Regions from separate parts of the Mus musculus genome. Here region 2 is linked to region 1. Evidence: chromatin loops called from intact Hi-C (ENCODE). Cell type or tissue: left cerebral cortex. All regions are shown on one strand.

What was found. Peaks named below come from ENCODE experiments on the same cell type or tissue, not always from the same donor. Only the 100,000 strongest peaks of a DNase experiment are listed, where the experiment ranks them.
Region 2: it touches region 1 in a loop (2.2-fold over the local background); 7 of 42 quality-filtered maps call a loop at or near these places.

Annotation. Positions count from the first base shown.
Region 1 is chr2:157,002,915-157,010,914 of GRCm38, reverse strand. It overlaps Dsn1 (DSN1 homolog, MIS12 kinetochore complex component), which reads left to right and starts at 3,840. Exons shown (of 11, transcript NM_025853.3): 1 at 3,840-3,940; 2 at 5,042-5,067; 3 at 5,424-5,747. The coding sequence starts at 5,043. Soga1 (suppressor of glucose, autophagy associated 1) reads left to right here. Exons shown (of 15, transcript NM_001164663.1): 15 at 1-473. In left cerebral cortex, a CTCF peak has its summit at 3,826; DNase peaks (open chromatin) are centred at 27, 598, 3,811 and 4,256; H3K4me3 peaks cover 1,277 bases; H3K27ac peaks cover 821 bases.
Region 2 is chr2:156,805,446-156,813,445 of GRCm38, reverse strand. No RefSeq gene overlaps it. Among named protein-coding and RNA genes, the nearest start is that of Gm14230, 29 kb to the left of the region's middle. RefSeq lists an enhancer at 1-245. In left cerebral cortex, a CTCF peak has its summit at 3,774 (motif pointing left); a DNase peak (open chromatin) is centred at 3,764.

The DNA.
Region 1 (8,000 bases):
ACCTCCTCGTCCTCCTGATTCCAGGGAGACCATGAAGACAGTGCCAAAAATCAGTTCCAACCCCCAGCGCCTAGGGAAGAGCTAGAGACTGCCTCTCCTCTCCATCCTGGCTCCCCGCCTCACCCTGGCCAATACTGTGACGCCCCTCCTGCTCAGCCTGGTTTCCTGGTGAGGGTCCTGCAGTCGTGGGCCCTGCCGGACCACTCAGGAGGGAAGGGACCAAGGGCATCCTTGGGCCAACTGTCCACCTATCCCTTCCACTGTTCTGTCCTTCTCCTCTCCCTTCTGTCACCTCGCCCCCTGCCTTTCTTTCTTTAAAGGCTCCTTCCCAGGACATATTGGGTGGTAGGACAGCATCTGGTCCACCAGCTATCCTTGCCCTGTGTCTTATTTTAGACATGAGAACTGTACAGTGTAAACTTACAAAGTGTTTTTAATGGTTGTAGATTGGAAATAAAGTATGTCATATAAACAGTTGCCTGCTCTCTGATCTTCCCAGCCCATTTGAAAGCTGACACCATTCCACCTGCAGTTTCTCAGAAGGAGGGGAAAACTGGAGCCAGCTGGCTAGTTTGGAATCACCCAGATGGGGCAACCACAGTGGGGTTGGGGGTTGGAGTTTCTGGTGGCTCCTGGCTGGTAACTCAGTGTCTCTCAGGAAGTGTGTCACCACTGCTGAGGAACAAATGCACCACATTCAAAAAGGAGAAAAATAGAACCAGGTTTTCCCATAACAGACTTAAAATAATCTGCTATGGGGAAAAGATACTTTTAGGCATTACAGTGTGGAGTTAACACCCTAAATGTATCCTATCCTACCAGGGTTGTGGACTGAGGATTTGGGAGCTGGACAGTTGTACTTGAGTGTTTCTGGAGGCATGCAGTCAGAAACCAATTAGGCTGTATTTGCACCTTTGTGTATTAGGGGATGGAACCCAGGGTCTGTTTCCTGCATGTTGCAAGGCAAGCTGTTTAGCAGAGAGCTTTAGGCCCAGACAGCCTAAGTTATTTGTGTTTCTAACCAGAGCTTGAAAATTCCTTTACAAAATAACTAATTCACAAACCTGCAAGTCACTGTTGACTATCAAGTAAGAAACTCATTCCTCTGGGCAGCGGTGGCGCACACCTTTAATCCCAGCACTTGGGAGGCAGAGGCAGGTGGATTTCTGAGTTCAAGACCAGCCTGGTCTCCAGAGTGAGTTCCAGGACAGCCAGGGCTATGCAGAGAAACCCTGTCTTGAAAAAAAAAAAAAAAAAAAAAAAAAAAAGCTGGGCATGGTGGTGCACACCTTTAATCCCAGCACTCAGGAGGCAGAGGCAGGCGGATTTCTGAGTTCGAGGCCAGCCTGGTCTACATGAGGGATACAGTAAAGAAGGTGCCAATGCCACCACTCCATAATATGGTTAAGGTTTTTATTGTGAATATAAGACTGGACAGCCAGAGGCCTCTGGAATAGTCCAGAGCAGAGAAAGAAGTAGACTGCACATGGCCAGGGCTTCAGAAGTGGGAGAGAACAGTGGGGATAGCAGTATAGAAAGAGATGGGATAGAGGAGGGGGGAGGAGTGAGAGAGAAGACTCATGGGGGGGGGGTAGGAAGCCCAGGAGCCGGAGGGAGCTTAGGATGGAGGAGGAGGTGAGAAGGGCTAGCCAGTGAAATAGGTACTTTTTTTTTTCTGAGACAGGGTTTCTCTGTATAGCCCTGGCTGTCCTGGAACTCATTCTGTAGACCAGGCTGGCCTTGAACTCAGATATTCACCTGCCTCTGCCTCCCAAGTGCTGGGATTAAAGGCGTGTGCCACCAAGCCCAGCAATAGGTACTTTTGATAGTGATGGGGCCCTGAGAGCAGCATGGGCTTGGCTAACTGGTGAGCACCATAGGTAGCCATAAGTCCCGTTGACAGATGGGAACCAGTCTTACCAGTCTCGGAGGAATGCTGTTTTTTATTTAACTGCCAGAAATTCTCCTATGGTCCAGTTTTAGCTCATTTCTGGATATTTGGACAGCCTAAGACCCAATGCTTAACTTTTATAGATCTCCTTGAGGGTTTGGGGGAGGAGAGGGATGGCTAACAACAGCCAGACCTGTGCCAGCCATGGAGGATATAATAAATGGGCCTGGAAAATAAGATGTTTAGCATCAATTATGGAAGTTGGGAGCCCCAGGGGAGCACACCCAGGGTTGGAATGTTGAGCAGACAAAGGGGATGGTAGTGGATTGTAGGCAGGAAACAGAGGAGAGGCTCAGAGAGAGAAAGCCTGGGAGAAAGAGGCAAAACCAGGCATGGTGGCAATACTTGGGAGGGAAAGACAGGAGGGTCAGAAGTTACAGTGTCATCTTTGGCTATATACTGAGGCCAGCCTGGGGTACATGAGAACCTGCTTTAAAGTAACCAGAAAGGGGGTGGGGAAATGAAGTTAAGAAATGAAACTTTGATGTGGAACAGGGCAAGAATCTGTATGCATCTTATTAACAGAAGGGAGCCACGGAAGACTTCCGAGCAAGGATGTTTACTGGGACTGGATTCCACGAGGCAGTGATCTCAGTGTGTCCCAACATGGCCAGCTCTGGCCGGGAATATTAAGTTCTGTTTTGGGGACATCAACACATGAGGTGCTCCAGGAAGTGATATTCAGGAATAAGAACACACCTCTTCCAGATAGCTGTTGAAACTATTAGACCAGAATGGCAGAGTAGAAACTTCTGGAATACACATTTCTACCTCTTACCAAAAAACTTCCAAGGGACCACAATTACTTCAAAATGGTCAAAATTATCAAAATTATGGTTCAGCTAGCCATCTTCTGCTTTTTTTTTTTTTTTTTTTTTTTTTTTTGGTTTTTTGAGACAGGGTTTCTCTGTATAGCCCTGGCTATCCTGGAACTCACTCTGTAGACCAGGTTGGCCTCGAACTCAGAAATCCACCTGCCTCTGCCTCCCAAGTGCTGGGATTAAAGGAGTGCACCACCACTGCCAGACCCATCTTTTGCTTCTTTGTTTTTTTTGTTTGTTTTTTGTTTGTTTGTTTGAGACAGGGTCTCACTATGTATCCTTGGCTGGCCCGGGTACTAGGCTGGCCTCAAAGACACAGAGATCCTCCTGCCTCTGTCTTCCCAGTACTGGGATTAAAGGCATGCACCACCACAACTGGACCTTTGGAATCTTTCGTACTACTCTCAGTTCACAAGGTTCAGATCTGAAAGGATTCACTTCATTGATGCATGGGGGGCATTCTGATGCCTCTATACCTTGTCCTGAAGAAGACCCTCCCAGGCACGGGACAGTGGAACAGACATGAGCACTGAACATCTAGCGTCAACATAGAAGGGTGGAAGGAGAAAGGAAAGGCTTTCCAGGCAAAAAGCATGCTCGAACAAAGGAACAGAGGCAAGAATTGGCACGGGGTTGTGGCAGTAGGGTTGGCTGTTAACGCTGGCAGGGGGTGTGCTTGAACTTTGCTAGGTACTTAAGGGCCCATGGGAGGGGCCCATGGAGCAGGAAGATAGGCAGGGTACAGACTGAGCTCAGAGCTCCAGTTCTCCCTGGAGAAAGTCACTGTCCAGACTTTTGGAATCAAAGAGATAGAGGGGAAGCCATGGCCTGGAACAGCACCACACCCATAGGTAGGATGTACGGCGGGAAAAGTCAGCAAACTGGTGTTTTGGAGAGGTCAATCCCCAGGCCTGGACGTAGCTGCAGATGTGCTTGATCTGTAGCTGGGTGAAAACGGTAGGACAAGGTGCGCTTGGGCCAGAACGTTAAATCCCGGAGTACGCAGGCGCTCCGCCGGAGGCACGGGTTGCGCGAGCCAGCGCGGAAGGCGGAGGCTGCGCACGCGCAGTTGTTCGGCGGGAGTTTCGTAAGTAGCGGAGGCAGCGGGGAACCCCGAACCGGACTGACGCGGGAGAGGACCTTCTGCGGCGACGCCGAGTTTGCAGAGGTGACCTTGGGCTTACTGGTTCAGGAACGCGGGGAGGGGAGCTGGGCTAGACCGGCGTCACGCTGGGGTTCGGGACCCGGATGTGGTTCTCCCCTGACCCGCCTCTGCCCGGCCCACCGGCCGCTCCCAGCCGCAGGGCCCCGGGGGCTCAGAGACTTTCTCCTGACAGGACGCCTGAAAGAAGGCCACTCCTCGCTCCCGGGCACTGCTGGCGTCCTTGACTCCAGATAGTGGCCTGGGACAGGTCGGAGGGCTGGGGTGGCAGCCGGGGTTACACTGCTGTGCCCCGGGAACCTGGGTCTCCCGAAAGAGTCCCTTACTCAGAGTTGTGGGACCTGTTGTTGATTGGGATAATGACGTCAGAAGGCTGTCACGTGTACAGCCTCAGAAGCGCTTCAATGTCTGTTATCCAAGCTGGAGTCTGTGTGATCACCCACGAGGATTGTGGTGATTTAGATCTTTAGAGTCTTTGTCCTTTCAGTATGGTCCCTCAGCCTCCATTCGCTTTTACCAAGCGTCCTCCACATTCAGCGGTCTTTTGGGAGGGAGACTTAGATGCAAGGTGGCGGGATGGATACTCGACCTTGCCTCTCTGTCTGTTTTCTGTGACAGGTGCTGGAAATGGGGATGTGGTGCGATCTCCAACCAGTTCTATAGAGGAAAGATGTGTGGCCTCCAAATCTGCCAAAGAGAAGTGACTGCGTATTTAAGCAGAGTTAGGGAGGAGGATGACTCTGTTTTATGGGTAGAAGGACAGATGTGGGCAGAGATTAAAAAGTAGGATTTCCAGCCATGGCAAAATCTGGAGAGAGTAAGAAGTGATGCGGGGTTTGTTTGTTTGTTTTCTCGTTTGGAAAACAAAGATCCTAAGACCTTCCACGGAACTGGGGGCTAGTGCCTCACAAAGTGAGGAGCTAAGATAGGTTCTGTAGACCGAGTTCTTGAAGACAGCAGTCAGTGATAGTAATCTTGCTGCTGAGAATCTCGGAGGAGGCAAGTGAGGGCACCTGAAGCATGAGACCTATTATGGGATAGTGAGGCCCCTGTGAGACTGGAGCTCGAACGGATCTCCTCATTTTCCTGTTTTCCTCCTTCATCCAGGATGACGTCAGTGACCAGATCAGAAGGTGAGTTTTACAGTGAAATTCAATGCCTCTTGCTTTGGGAATCAGGCTCCTGAACTATCCCAGAATCCTCCTTGGCTCCTGGTGCCTTTGGAATCACACGTGTGTGGGTTTACAAAAAGGCCTTCTCTAGGTTTCCATCACCAGGGAAATAGGTTTCCCTCCGTCCTCCTTCCCTTCTGCCTAGGCTCCTAGGAAGCTGGTCCTTCAACTGTATACCATCTTATATATTAAAGTTGCTGCAGTTAAAAAGTGGGCGTGTGCATTTTCTGTTGTCACCCTTGGCTTGGATACTTACTGAGGTTTGTATCTGAGGTAGCTTTGATTTTATATTTTGACTTTTCTATAACAAATGCTAGACCAGGAACCCACGATGTCCGAGACTCAGGATCGTCCATTGCAGCCAAGTCTCAAGCCTTTGGAAGCATTGCCTCAATCCTCTGCCTACCAGGAAATGATGACGCAAGGCGTTTCAGAGGAAAAAAACCACCTTGGCTCGAACCCTGGAGAGGGGGAAAGTTGTGGTGCCGACCACCAGGAGGGATCTCAGTTGAGGTCCTTTCATTTGTCCCCTCAAGAACAGTCTATCCGTCCTCAAGACAGAAGGCAGTCCTGGAGACGAGCAAGCATGAAAGAAGTAAACCGGCGGAAGTCATTGGCTCCCTTCCACCCAGGCATCACAGGTGGGATGCTGCGTTCATAAAGCGATGGATGGATTTCTAGCCCATCTAAGAGGCAGCAAGACATGAATGTCAGAGAGTGTAGCAGGTAGACAGCACTTGGCTACGTTTTAGTCCTGCAGCTTTGAACACATCACCTTCTTGTGCCTCAGTTCCTTACCTATAAAATGGAGATGACTCTGTGGGAACATTCTTGTTTATAAATCCCAGTGCCACACACCGAATGCGTGTTCAGTATTAACTGCTGTTTACATATTAGCTGCCATGAACAGAAATCCTGGTTGCTAGTTATTTAACACGTCATCCTATCTAGGATGCTAGGGATTTGAGTTCCCTCTGTGTCTCATCCCTAAGATGGGACAGAAGGCCAGTGGGGTTGATAACCTGCTTGATTCTAGCCTTTTTAACTAGAAATGACTCAGAAGGAAGATGCACATAAAAATACATTAAATGGGGATAGGTTATGTAGTTCAGTGGTGAGGTACGTATCTCTCATGCCCAAGGCCCCACATTTAGTCCCCAAAACTAAAAAAAAAAAGAAACAGTAAAATGGTTTTTAGGGATGCCATATTTGAATGTAATTTGTGACTTTTTTCTAACTTTGTAATCACTTGATATGTCAGGATCAAAGTACAGGATATTAGTGTAGAAAGTCTAGTTTGAGCCTGGGCTTCATGTCCTTTGTATTAAGTCCTCAGTAAGCTGGGGCAATAAGCCCCAGTACTCGCACCCTTGGCAGCTAGCAGACCCTCAAGCGTTAAAGCCATTGGGATTTCTCTTTACGAATCACTGTCCTTTCGGGTGGCTGCATATCTGGAGGGGATCTGAGTTAAAATAGCCAAGTCCAAAACCTGCTCCTGTAGTGTTATGCGCTCTATTGGCCAGCTGTGCCAGGAGAGTGCTGGCTTGTCCATTACTAGCTCTACCTTCACTCCCATTTCAGAGCATCAGATCACCCAGGTAATAAGATGAATAATTTTCCTGGTAATCCCTGGCTACCCGCCAGACTTCCTTGCTTATGGCCAGAAAGACGATCAGCTGAAGGGCAAGAATTCTTAAAGCCAACTTCCTACTATCTGACAATTGTTTTTTAAGTGGATGTCATTGAGAAAAGAGCAGGTCCATCTTCCAGTTGTCTGGGTCGGTCACACGATCATGTAAAGCACCTCCCAGTCCATTCGCGCAAGACCTGCTGTACAACCTTGGGCAAAGAGTCTAAGCAGCCTGTGGGCCATGCCCCAGTGTTAACCATCTGTTAGCAAAACAGAATCCATACCAGGCGTGGCCCTTCTTGCCTGTGATCTCAGCACTTTGGAGTCCAATGCAGGAGGATTGCCAGGAGTTTAAGACCAGCCTGGACTATATTTCAAGACTGTGTTTAAAAAAAAAAGCCCAATTAAATAAAAGATATTTGCCTTAAAATTTTAGTGAGATGTGCCTAGCAGGAAAGAAAAATGTCTGTTATACAGCAGGTGTTGAGCTGGTACTGGCTATTAATGTTAGCTCCCCACAGGCAGCTTGCTACCAACCCTGCTGACATACTTGGGTTTGAAGCATGGCTTCTTCAGCCTGTCTTCAGACAGTCTTACTTTCCTTACTTGATTGAATTTCTTCAATTGTAAAGTGGAACTTATGTTGTTTATATGAAATGGTTTTTACTTTTCAGTGCTGAGGGTCAGATTCAGTCTACGTACAATCAAGGCGAGGTTTCAACCATTGAGCAACAGCCCCAACCCCAGAAAATAGCTCTTTTGGATTATGTATTAAAGCACATTGCCGTGCCTGCTATACAAATGCCTTCTAAGAAAAGGTTTCTCTGTGTAGCCCTGTCCTAGAACTTGCTCTTTAGATAAGGCTGGCCTTGAATTCACAGAGATCCACCTGCCTCTGCCTCTCAAGTGCTGGGATTAAAGGCGTGCACCACCACCATTGGCCTAAATTATTTTTATCTACTTTGGGTTTTTGTTTTTGTTTTTTTTTTTTTTTGTGGTTTTTCGAGACAAGGTTTCTCTGTGTAGCCCTGACTGTCCTGGAACTCACTCTGTAGACCAGGCTGGCCTCAAACTCAGAAATCCGCCTGCCTCTGCCTCCCAAGTGCTGAGAATAAAGGCGTGCGCCACCATGCCCGGCTCTACTTTGTTTTTTAATTGACATTCAAAGCAATAGGTTTCACTACGATATTGTCAACCACTTTGTTAAATAAGATTTTAATGTAATACTTGAAAAGACTTGAAAATTTGGGTACATGAAAGTGTG
Region 2 (8,000 bases), 200 kb after region 1:
TGCTTGTATGACATGGGTGTGTTGGTACCTGAAGGGGCCACAAGAGAGTATTGGATTCCTTGGAGCTGGAATTCTAGGCACATAGGAGCCTTGTGATGCAGACACTGGCAATAAAACCCAGTTCCTCTGCGAGAGCAGAGAGCAGCCGGCACTCCTAACTTCTGAGCCAGCTCTCCATCCCTGAAGGCCAGTTTTGACCTTGAATTTTGTTTTTCCCCCCAAAGATAGATAGGGAGGGGAGGCAGAGAGAGAGAGAGAGAGAGAAAGAGAGAGAGAGAGAGAGAGCGAGAGAGAGAGAATGTGTGAGTGCCTACATGGCATGTATGTGGGCATGTGTGTGAGGGTACTTAAGTAAACTGCTATGTAGGAGCTGGGAATTGAACCCATGTCCTCTGGAAGAGTAGCCAGTGCTGTTGATCACTGAGCCGTCTGTCTATTGTCTAATCTCAGCGTGTTTCCTCCTTAAAGGTAAAGAACACTTACTATGTTTCCATAGTCTGTGCTTAGAGCAAGAGCCTGCTGGAAGGTCTTGGTCAGGGTGGTGTCATGGCTGGAGGAACTTGACAACCAGTTACCTGACGTTTCTTGTGGTAGGTGTGAGGCTTGGCTGGGGAATACCAGGAATCCTGCTCAGGGGGCTTTGTTCATCCTCTTGTGTGCTTCAGATACCCTAGTTTTTCTATCTGCAGATTTTTTTTTTTTTAAAGATTTATTTATTATATGTAAGTACACTGTCTTCAGACACACCAGAAGAGGGCATCAGATCTCGTTACGGATGGTTGTGAGCCACCATGTGGTTGCTGGGATTTGAACTCTGGACCTTTGGAAGAGCAGTCAGGTGCTCTTACCCACTGAGCCATCTTACCAGCCCCTATCTGCAGATTTTAAAGGAAGACTGATATTGGTGGTTCACATAAAGCCCAGGATGTTAGGGGTGAAAGCTCTGGTTCCAATTGGGTACCAGCCCCAGGACAGCATTCAGACCTCAAGACCAGAGCCCACCTAAAGAGTCAGATGTGCACACATCTGGAATCCTACTACTCCTGTGGTGAGACAGCAGAACTGCTCAGACGCTTATGAGATAGCTGGCCTGTATACTTTGTGAAGTGAGGAGTTAAAAAAAAAAAAAAGGAGATCCCACCTCAACAAGGTGGAAAGTGGGAACTGCCTTTAATCCCAGCACTCAGGAGGCAGAGACGACAACTCTGAGAGTTCTGGCCTTGCCTGGTCCATATAGCAGGTTCAGGCCCATCAGGACTACACAGTAAGATTGACTCAAAAACAAAACAAAACACGGTGGTGGTGGTGGTGGTGGTGGTGGTGGTGGTGGGGAGATCTCTCAGGAGGTGAGAGTGCTGGTTTGGCTGCTCTTCCAGGGACCCAGATTATATTCTCAGCACCCACGTGGTGGCTCACAACCTATAGCTATTTCAAGGGGTCTGAAGCTCCCATCTGGCCTCCTCAATTACCATGCACCCATGGGGTACACAGTCATAGAGACAGGCAAAGCACCTACACACACACAGTAATAAAAAACAACAAAGATTAAAAAAAAAAAAAAAAGAAGTAAGAAAACTCCTTAGGGAAAACATTAAGCCTTGCAGTTCCAGCCCTGGCTTCCAGGGTTCAGGAATTCACACTGCATACCCCAGGGTTTTCCATGTCCAGTATCCGACTTCCTTTTGAGTCAGCACTGCTTGCTGCTTGCAGCTTGTCCTGCAACACTGCTCACTCCCGGCCAGTATTGCCTTCCTGGGCTCCCGTTGCATCTTTAGCTGCACTCATACTTTGCTCTCTTTGTGGCCGCTGGCAGTAATTGGGCCATCTTGGAGCACAGCCTCGCTGTCCTCTGTGTACCCAGGTAGCTGACTAAGCTTGGGGACAGGACTCCTGCCACCTGTGTAAGTGCCCCTGGGCAGAGGTCTTTCTTCTCAAGGGACAGTCAAATGTGCTTCCTCTTTGCATGGCTTTGAGCCTGCCTTGATTGGGCTTTTGCCAGTTCCTGAGATGCCCTCAAGGCATCCTTTTCTCATTTTTATTAGCATTTATTAATTGTACAAAGTAATGGGTCTCATTATGACATTTTATACATGTGTATAATAGTCTGTGGTCATCTTCCATCCCTTATTATCATATTCTGGTCCCCCAAGGCATCTTTTCTATTGCCTTGGTGCAAAGCACTTGACTTTTTTTTTTTTTTTTTAATGGCAGGGTTTCTCTGTGTATCCCTGGCTGTCTTGGAACTCACTCTGAAGACCATGCTAGCCTCAAACTCAGAGATCCACCAGTTTCTGCCTACTGAGTGCTAGGATTAAAGGTGCGTGCCACCACGGCCCAACATACGTGATCTCTTTTTACAATAAAATATGTATTATTACTTTATTAGTATGAGTGTTTTGCTTGTGTGTATGTCTGTGTACTACAGTTCTGCCTGGTGCCTGTGGAGGCCAGAAGAGAGCACTGGAGTCTCTCTTCACTGAAGTGAAGTCACTGAAGTGGTTGTGAGCTGGGGATTGGACTTGAGTCCTCTGGAGAGCAGCCAGTGCTCTTAGCTGGAACCATCTCTTCAAACTTGGCTTCCTTGTAACACTCCACCATCAGTCAGTCCTTGCCCCAACTTACACAGGTGTTTCTGACTAAATGACGTGTGTGTGTGTGTGTGTGTGTGTGTGTGTGTGTGTGCGCGCGCGCGCGCGCACCTGTTCTGCTCTTTTTGTTCCTTTTTTTTTTTTATGTATATGAGTACACCATTACTCTCTGTAGGCACACCAGGAGAGGGCATCAGATCCCATTACAGATGGTTGTGAGCCACCATGTTGTTGCTGGGAATTGAAGTCAGGACCTCTGGAAGAGCAGTCGGTGCTCTTAACCGCTGAGCCATCTCTCTAGCTCCTTTGTTCCTTATTCTTACTGTAGACCTGGGTGACAACAGCTAACAGTGCTGCTACAGCCAGAATGCTGGGTTGACTTGAAATATTCATCAGATTCAGCCCCTTACCTTCGAACTCAGCCTCCTACAAAGTCTCAGCGCGGGGACAAATGTCGGACGCCTGCAGCATTGTCTGGCTTCCCTGGCTCTCCACTTCAGCTTTCTCACGTTCTCACCTCAAATCTGTTCGGAAGGTTTCTGGCCCACGTGATCAGATCTTCGAGTAGTGTGTTTGCTGCGTCTTAACGTCTGTCATTCTGTTAGTTACACTTGGTGTCACTTTGCCAAAGTACTTGACGTGAACAGCTCAGGAAGGGAAAGACGCGTTTATGTACAGGATGCCGCAGATCTCAATTCATAGGCCCCAGCTCTGATTCCCCAGCGCCTTGGGGAAAAGGAACTGGTACGTGAGGGTGGGGGCGGGGGGGGGGGGGCATGTGGCAGACTCTCACCTCCTGTCAGACTCTGGGCCAGGAGAATTTCTGATGGGATGCTAGGAGCCCTTGCTAAACGAACTGGGTAGGGGTCCTGGTTAGAAGGAGGGCCAAGTGGAGGCCTCAGACGCCATTCTCAAGCATCTGGGCTGAGTGGGGAAGTTTGGTCAGGCACAAGGGCCTTGGGAGGAAGCCTGACTTCCTCCCTCAACCTCTGCAGATGCCATCTTCTCCCAGAACCCTCAGTGGTTATTGGGTTCTTGAGGGTTCCTTCGGCCTGTGGCCACTGGGGCCTTAGATAGCATCCTGGCTTTTTAGATAGACCACAAGTTCTGAAGAGGAAGCAACATCCCAGCTGGGAATTCTGGGACCTAGGTCTCCAGTTTATGCAGTGTCCTTGGGTGGCCCCTAGTGGCAAGATATGGTAACACTTTGTGTTTTTGAGGCAGGGTCTCATGTAGCCCTGGCTGTCTTTGAACTCTTTCTTGCTCCTCTCAGGTACTGGGATTAAAGGTGTCTTCCTCCACGTCCTGCTTAGCTGAATTGAATGCGTCTCCATTCGCCAGCAAATCCAGTATGTACTTGTGCACCAGATGTCTTAATTAGGTTTTACTGCTGTGAACAGACACCATGACCAAGGCAACTCTTATAAGGACAACATTTAATTGGGACTGCCTTATAGGTTCAGAGGTTCAGTCCAGTATCATCATGGTGGGAATATGGCAGCATCCAGACAGGTGGAGGCAGAGCTGAGAGTTCTACATCTTCATCTGAAGGCAGCTAGTGGAAGATTGACTTCTAGGAAGCTAGGACAAGGGTCTTAAAGCCCAAGCCCACAGTGACACACTTACTCCAACAAGGCCACACCTCTAAATAGTGCCACTCCCTGGGCTAAGCACATACAAACCATCACAGCAGGTTTTGTCGATACCTTTACTTTTTTTTTAATTACTTTATTTTAAATTAAGTGCGCATGTGTGGGTCTGTGCACATGCTGCCAGTGCCTTTGGAGGGTAGAGGAGGCAGCTGCTCCTGGGGCTGGAGTTAGAGGAATTGTGAGTGGCTCAATGTGTATGGGAGATGGGACTCGGATTCTGGTCTCTTCATTCTGGTCCTCTTCAATAGTAGTGTGTTCTCTCAACTGTTGAGCCATCTCTCCAGCCTTCTGATGCATTGCCTTTTATTTATTTTATTTTAATGGGTATGGATGGCTTGTCTGCTTGCACATCTATGCCCCACATGTGTGCCTGCTGCCTCAGAGGCCACAAAGAGGGCATCAGATTTCCCTGGAACTGGAGTTGCAGACAGTCATCAGTGCTACAAATTGAGCTCAGCTCCCGGAGGCACAGCCAGTGCTCTGACCGCTGAACCATCTCTCCAGCCCTGATACATTTACTGTGGATGCAAGCCCTAGATGGATATTCTTTCATGATTGCTTGCTTTGTTTATTTTTGGAGGTGAGGGTCTCACTTTGTAGCCCCAATCTGCCTGCCTCTACCCACTGAGTGCTGGGACCAAAGGTGTGCACCGCGCAGGCCCCGTGCGATGGCTGTTCCTGCCATCAACTTGATGTAACCGGAAAGAATACACCTCAGCTGAGGAAATGGCTCAATCATATGGGTCTGGGCAGACCTGTATGGCATTTTCTTGACGCTTGACTGACGCAGGAGGGTCTAGCCCGGTGTGAGTGTAAGCATGGAATAAGCATGCGTTCCTCCATGGCCTCTGCTTGGGTTCCTGCTCCAGGCTCCTACCTCAGCTTGCCTCTGTGACTGACTGCAACCTGTAAGTCAGATGATGACTCTCCTCTTCCCAAGTTTGCTTTGGTTAGTGTTTTATCCCAGCTCCAGAAAGCACACGAGGACATCTTGGTACTTTGCCTTTACTCCATGAGGTTTATCAGGATTTGCTTTCAACTGTATGCATGTGCATGTCCATGTATACATGTGTGTGTATACACACACACATACATATACACATATACATTTATACACACACATACACATATACATATATACACACACACACGTATATATATATATCTCCATATATACATATATATGGAGAGAAAGAGAGAGAGAGAGAGACTTATTTTGAGATGTGTACTGGATCTCATTGTGTAGCACAGGCTGGCATCCGTTGCTGGGATTACTGTTGTACCCGACCATGCCCAGCTTAATCTCCTAGATTGGATGCAGCTTCGCAGCTTCGGTGGTTTAGAATTATCTGAATTGGGGGCTGGAGAGATGGCTCAGAGGTTAAGAACACTGACTGCTCCTCCAGAGGTCCTGAGTTCAATTCCCAGCAACTACATGGTGGCTCACAACCATCTGTAATGGGATCCAAAGCCCTCTTCTGGTGTGTCTGAGGACAGCTACAGTGTACTCATATACCTAAAATAAATAATTCAAAAAAATAAAAAGAATTGTCTGAATTGAATTAAGCAAACTAATTTCTCTTATAAACCTATGGTCAACACTTTATAAACCCATTTAGTTTTGTTGTGTTTTGAGACAGAGCCTTTTTTTTTAAAGATTTATTTACTATTATACATAAGTACGCTGTAGCTGTCTTCAGAGATACCAGAAGAGGGCATCAGATCTTATTATGGGTGGTTTCGAGCCACCACATGGCTGCTGGGATTTGAATTCAGGTCCTCTGGAAAAAGCAGTCAGTGCTCTTACCCACCAAGCCATCTCGCCAGCCGGCCGAGACAGAGTCTTAACGATTGGCCTAGAACTCAAAGAGACCCACCTGCCTTTGCCTCCTGGGTGCTGGGGTTGAATGTGCACCACCACAGCCGGCTCCTCTCAGTATTGATAACAACTGTTCGAGGTACAGGGTGATATCTTGGGTTTATAGATGAAAGCTGAGCCTCACAAAGGCTAACTAACTTGCCCAAGACCAGTGGAGTGGCTCCGTGGTGGAGCACTTGCCCAGCATGCCCCAGGCCAGGGTGTTGATTGGCCAGTTAAGTTCTGTTAATGGTGGTGTTCCTCTGGCTTCAGGGTTCCATGTGACATCAGGAGGCACCTCGTGTGTTTGTGTAAGACGGCGAGGGTGGACCTGAGTGAAGGAACTGAGCTAGGTTCCTTTTGTCTTTTTCTTGCTTCTTGTTTCAGGACAGGGGATCAGAGAGGTGAGTGCTCTCTCTGGTGCTGAGTTGTACTCTGTGCTGGGTGATGTCCTCTCAGAACTCCCTACGTGCCTGTCCTTTCTTGTGCACTTACTGTGTGCAAGGCTGTCCCTAGGGGATTTAGACAGGACCAAGTTGGTTTTAGTTCTCTCTCTTTTTCTTCAAGGTCTGATTATTTATTTGTTCATTTTTGACTGGATTCAGACTTAGAAGTAGAAACTCTCAGCTCAGACAACCTATATCTCTTGGTCACCTGTTCCTGGCACTTTTCTTAAAAAATTTTCATTAGGTTTATTCACTTTCTTTTATGTAAATGTTTTGGCTGCGTGTACCAAGTGTGTGTCTGTCTGGTGCCTATGGAGGTCAGAAGAGGGCACTGGATCTCTGAACTGGTATTACAGATAAATGGTCTTGACCCACTATGTGGGTGCTGGGTATTAAACCTGGGTCCTCGGCAGGAGCAGCTGCCGTTCCTCAGTGTTGGGCATGTCCCCACTGCCCTGGCATTCTTCTTTGACATCCTTGATTTTCTTGGCCAAATTTAGCATCCTCAACAGCTTCCTCATTTTTTTAGTGTGGCGTTTCTTCAGAGCAATGCATTCACATTTGTGTCACAGGATGCATGGAATAACAAGACAGTGAATCTTGTGTGCTTCAGTCCTGCTTCTGATCTTCCTTAAAGGCTCTATGACAACATTGGCAGACATTATCTCTTTTAGAGAGATAGAGACGTTTGCTGATTCCTTTAGCTCTTTTACTCGCCAGCCACGGAGGACGGGAGCATGCCAGCCCAGGACTGTCCCACTCCCCTTTCTTCACAATAACTAAGTTGAGAATGCTCAGACTGGCACCCACAGTGCACCTATGAATAGGCTTGCACCTCCTCTCTCCAATTTCTCTGGTCCATAACAAGAATGCCCCTAACCCAACAGCAGGCATCCTGTACCGTGGGTCAAGATGCCTTGCTCATGGGAAATCCTTGTTTCTTGTCTCTGTCACTTTATTTTAATGTGTAAATGGGAGCACGTCAGCTTCACACTCTTCACCCAGAGCTCTGCCAGCTACTTCTGAGGCTGTGGCTGTGTGCATCTAAGAGAAAGTACAAGTTTGTGTTCATCGTCCACGCCCAGTGTTTCCCATGGCCAGTGGCTGGGAAGGAGATATTTAGCTTCGTCTCAGCACCATGAAAAAGAGCTCAGGTTAAAAAAAGAATAAAATAAAGACGGTGCCTGATGTGTTGCAGGCCAGCTTTGAACTTGCTACAGCTAAGGATGACCTTGGAGTCCTGATTCTTCTTCCTCCCATGGTCCATCATTATGTTCTTGGTTTTATAATCAGGGAGTCTTTCTCTGTGGTTCTTTTCCAGTTCAGAGGCCTCTTGTCTTTTTATCAGTATTGTTGGGAGCAGGATATTCAATTGCCTGTGTTAGCCTGTGGAGTCCAGATAGGTAAATCCCAGCGGGTGATGCTGCTGCTGCTGCTGCTGCTGCTGGTTTTGGAA